Regions from separate parts of the Homo sapiens genome. Here region 2 is linked to region 1. Evidence: chromatin contacts called from ENCODE Hi-C data. All regions are on one chromosome and are shown on one strand. Each heading gives the region's core, a stretch centred on a gene start or an enhancer-like site at or near the end of the contact. The rest is flanking DNA. Distances are from core to core; before and after follow the strand shown.

The links. A loop is a pair of places that touch in the nucleus more often than their neighbours do. Pooled maps may share reads with other maps.
Region 2: a pooled map shows a loop between it and region 1 (4-fold over the local background). The contact joins the enhancer-like site here to the promoter of PRRG4 in region 1. A Hi-C loop is called at or near these places in 4 of 37 single-sample maps with no recorded cell type and 2 of 50 pooled maps.

The regions. Positions count from the first base shown.
Region 1 is chr11:32,828,658-32,831,199 of GRCh38, reverse strand. It overlaps PRRG4 (proline rich and Gla domain 4), which reads right to left and starts at 1,273. Exons shown (of 6, transcript NM_024081.6): 1 at 1,027-1,273; 2 at 568-692. The coding sequence starts at 670. It also overlaps a transcript of CCDC73 not described here. RefSeq lists enhancers at 577-636, 647-696 and a silencer at 1,117-1,496.
Region 2 is chr11:33,328,654-33,331,195 of GRCh38, reverse strand. All of the region lies in intron 3 of HIPK3 (homeodomain interacting protein kinase 3), which reads right to left. Among named protein-coding and RNA genes, the nearest start is that of KIAA1549L, 46 kb to the left of the region's middle. Within about 2 kb of position 1,280, at least 2 of the 41 ENCODE cell types and tissues checked have a DNase peak (open chromatin) inside an H3K27ac peak, as active enhancers do.

The sequences.
Region 1 (2,542 bases), core at 24-2,523:
AACTGTGGACTTCCAGGTTAGCAAGCCCCAAACCTAATCTTTTCTCAACTAGCTGCTTTTATCTAGACAACTAGACCATCTGAAGTCAAAAAGGACCTCAGAGATCATTTTACGCCCCACCCGCATCACTTTTACAGATGAAGACATTCAAGCCAAACGGGATTAAGTTATCTCGCCCAGGGTCTCGCAAGTCCAGACTAGATCCTGGACTCCCCGTTCGCCTCTCCAGGAAGAACAAGTAATTATGCTTATTATAATCGCCACACAGCTTCATCTAGAGAAATGTCACTCACTGATTTTCAGAAGCTGAAATAGGTTTTCCATTCAATTAACCACAAACTAGGTCTTACGTATATACTTATTAAAGGAGACTCACAGACATCAAATTCTATAAATTGCAGTTAAAGAACATAAAAAAACACAACCTTGCCAAATATGCCACAAATTAAACTAAAGGATATTTTAGTGTTTCTATGATTGCTGGGGGTATGTAATTTCAAATACTGCACTTTCTCACTGAGATCTGTGCTATGCGGCTCTGGGTTCCAGGGACGTTTTAGTGCTTACCTTCTTCTCCCGCATGCTTAGAAGCCTTTGGACCTCTTGCGCAATGAGGAAACCCCAGGGTAACTGTGGGCAGTTGGCTGAGTAGAACCAGAAGCGTAAACATAGTCTGGCAACTGTCAAACAAACTAAAACAAACAAAAAAAAATATTAAAAAAAAAAGGCCCCTAGCTCAGCACTTTGAGTTTCTGTCGAACTGAATCACCAACCTGTTGTACTCAAAGCCTAGGCGCAAGAGCGCCCGGCGCGCGGTTTCGGTCGCCGGAACCCGACGCGCGCCCAGGAAGCAGCCCCTGAGAGCGCCTGGGACAAACGCCGTGCCCAGTGACCCTGCCGAGGGCTGATCGGGCACCTGTCGCCGCGGGCAACCCTCGCTATGTGTTCGAATCCAACCCAGTCCGCCGAGGTGGCCCCTTCCAGGTAACCCCCTCCCCGCCGAGGTCCTGCCGCCAGGCCTCGTACCTGTGTCCCCCCGCACATGTTCCAGCAGCCCCCGGGCCAGAGGCTCTTCTTGGGGCGGTTCCTTCGGCCGCCAGGCCCTCGGTCTCCGGCGCCCTCAAACCTCGGCGACGCTCCGGGCCTCGCTCTCCGCAGGGTCTGGATGGCCCCCGCGCGCAAACCTGGGAAGGGCCTGGGGTTCGCAGAGGGGCGCCCGGGGAACACGCGCGGGGTGAGGTCCTGCCTCGGTCCGGGGAGGCGGCCGACGGAGGACGGGAGGAGGCGGCTACCTGGGGACACCTGGCCGCGCCCCACCTCCCGGGGGCCGGGCCTACCTGCGGCGAGCGGGCGGGCAGTGGGCCGGCGTCTCCCGGGAGCCCGCGCTGCGCTCTCAGCCGCCCCAGCTTCTGCCCCATCCCCGGGCGGGCCAGCCGCCTGCCGCCAGTTCTGGCCCCGCCTTGGCGGCGCGGGTGGCTGCTTTTCGATTTGTGTCTGCACTCGGCGTTCTCAATGATCCTAATTCAGGAAGCATTTCGGTTCTCAGTCTTAAGCAGAGCGCCCTCGGCGCGTCCAGGGCTTTTCGCTTTGGGTCCCACTGGGCCAGGAGTCCTGTGGTTACCTTAGGTCAACTGTTCTCAAAAGGGTGGTCCGGGGACGAGGACAAGATATTCATCAGACAAAATACCCTTTATTCGTGATAAGAAATGGAAATGACCTTACAAGTAATTGATTACATTGGTTCTCCAATGGTGGTCCGCCAGGTCTGGGATGTCTCCAAGATCTTTTCCAGGGGTCTCTGAGGGCAAAACTATTTCCATTATAGTAACAATAAATGATTTGCCATTTTCACTTTCATTCTCTCAAGAGTGTACAGTGGAAATTTCCAGGGGCTATTTGAAGTGTAATAACGTCATCATTCTGTCTCCTAATAGAATACCTGAGTGAGCGTGCTTGTATTTTCTGGTATTTTCCATAGTAGTATGTTTACATTATCAGTATGTACATTTTATAGAGATTTATGTAGATTTATAGAGATTAATAAAATTTGTTCTCAGTACTTGTGAACTTAATTTTTTTTCTTTCCTTTTTTCTTTTTCAGAGTAGGGGGTCTCACTTTGTTGCCCAGGAACTCCTGGGCTCAAGAGATCCTCCTGTCTCATCCTCCAGAGTAGCTGGGACTACAGGTGTCCACCAACTCTCTTGGCTACTGCTTTTGTACTTTGATTAGTTCTATTTGTTCATATCTACTAGGATAGCTATAACCTCATTTTTCTGAAGTAATTATCTTGAAATCTTGATCTTTTCCTTGAGTCTATGCATAAACATAACAAAAAGTAAGCTTTGTTGTCTTGATTTCAAATAATATTTTGAAAATTTCTCAGTTTTAATGTTAGATAATAAATATCATTAGATAAAATTCACATAAGTGAAAGCTCTTTGGGGTCCTTGATAATGTAAAAGAGCGTAAAAAGGTCTTGATTAAAGACTTCAAAAACTGCTGCATCAAGTAATGAAGGCAGCAGGTGGACAGAGTACCTAT
Region 2 (2,542 bases), core at 31-2,530, 500 kb before region 1:
GAGAAACATATGTGGCCAGGCGCAGTGGCTCTTGCCTGTATTCCCAACACTTTGGGAGGCCAAGGTGGGTGGATCATTTGAGATCAGGAGTTTAAGACCTGCCTCGTCAATATGATGAAACCCCATCTCTACTAAAAATAAAAAATTAGCCAGGCATGGTGGCACACACCTGTAGTCCCAGCTACTAAGGAGGCTGAGGTGGAAAAATTGCTTGAACCTATGAGGCGGAGGTTGCAGTGAGCCGAGATGGAACCACTGCACTCAGGCCTGGGCGACAGAGTGAGACCCTGTCTCAAAAAAGAAAAAGAAAAAGAAAAAAGAAAAACATATGTGAACATTTTAACAAGTGCAAAAAAAAAAGCACTTGAAAGTCCTAAACCAAGTTAAGACTGATAGGGAAAAAAAAAAAAATTATCAAAATTTATCAAAGCCTTTATAACAAATACCATGCTTGAAAATGAGCTTAAAGTCCCAGATTAGGGCCAAAACAAAGACGCCCACAAAATCACTACAATTTATTTGCTTTGCATTCATGTATTTTGTAAAATATTTTAAAACATTGAACTGTGGGCGGGGCACAGTGGCTCACGCCTGTAATCCCAACACTTTGGGAGGCTGAGGCAGGCAAATCACAAGGTCAAGAGTTCGAGACCAGCCTGGCCAACATGGTGAAACCCCATCTCTACTAAAAATACAAAAATTGGCCGGGCATGGTGGTGTGTGCCTGTAATCCCAGCTACTCAGGAGGCTGAGGCAGAAGAATCGCTTGAATCCGGGAGGCGGATGTTGCAGTGAGCTGAGATCACGCCACTGCACTCCAGCCTGGGCGACAGAGCAAGACTTCATCTCAAAAGAAAAAAGAAAAACAAACAAAGACAAAAAAACCCCACTGAACTGTGAGACTATTGATGCTATATGCCAAGGGCCAATGACTTTTTTTAATCCCTTTGGTAATATACATCCTGAAAACATTGTCAATCTGGATCAGATAATACCTGTTCCAAGTTTAGTTTAAAAAAAACAAACATTCATTATAAAATTTAGAAAAACTGAGTTTTGGTCAAGGCTTTGTCTTTAAAATTACTATTGTGACTTTTGACAAGTGAATTCATTTTTCTGGGCCTCAGTTTTCTCCTTTATAAAATGAAAAGGGGGCAGTTACTGGGTAATCTCTGGGGTCCTTTTCAATACTAATATCAGTTGTCCAAGATGAACTGTGAAGTCCTAATCGAGTATAATAACAAATCAACTTGAAATTGCCACTAGAGGGTGTCCTGCTCCAGGGCGGTATGCATGCCATAGGCTAATCTACAAAGCCAAGGGTGTATTTCTAGCATTTTACTGGTGCCTCAGTATTCCAACAGCTAAAGGATTATGGGACTCTGATTCAATTACTAACTCGTTCAGAACTGACGGTAGTCTTGCATCTGTATCAAAGCTAGTAATTGGGTAGAAAGCTGAAAGAAGACAGGATGTATGGAAAATTTTACAGAAACCCAGTGGAATTCTGAACATGGAGGAGGGAAGGTAGAGAATATGGAAAACCTAACCTAAAAGGGAAGGTTCATGGATGATGACAAGAGATTAAAGTCAATGATAACATCTAATCTAATAATCAGTATTAAATGACAGAGTCATCTCAGGAACATTTAAGTCACCTAAATTAATTACCTCTCTTTTTCCTCTTGATAGAGAAAATAGCCCTAAAATACAAGGCTATAATCATGATTATGTAATAGGTGCTTTAAATTCTTCTATTTTCTATTTTTTCTTGCTTGAAAGTTAAATATCATCTAAATAAAAATATTCACTAATCAGAATGACAAAATTAATGTAACTACTTTGTTGATTTTGACTAGCATTTTCTATTAGAATGAGTTGAGTACATTATCTCAAAGATACTCAAAGAATAATAAATAAGATGGCAGTTTCTCCAAAAAATAATCTTGGTATTAATATTTAAGACTACTAGCACACAACACTGTTTAATAGTACAGAAAGGCTAATGAATATACCTGAAAACTACCATGAAAAGTGTGCTTAATAAGGTAATTTGCTGAATTCTACCGAGAATCATTAAACAGTGCTAAAAGAGAATTTCAGCACCACTCAAAACAGCTAAAAAGACTGAGAAGAGTTCAAGTTACTGAGGTATTTAAAACACCAATAATGGCAGTTGGTTTAAGACCAAAAGTTATAACGCCTTTTAGGAGCTTTTATGCCTTGGGAGGGGCTGACGTTTCACACATCAAAGTTTGTCACCCAAGCAAAGCACAATTAATTAAATGGACACACAATCCAACCTTTTATATGTTTACAGTATAAAATTTTCCCAATAATTTTACAAAACTGGTTTTGAGATTCTATAGGCTGTAACTTTATGAAAACTTACTTCAGCATTATAAAACAGTTTTCAAAATCAATTCTACAAGATCCCAGATTCTGCCACTTTATGTTAAAAAGACTTTCCAGTGTATTGTACACCTGCAGCCATGTGTTCCTGTAAGTCTGTTATTATTCTTTACTTTTTACCAATTCTATT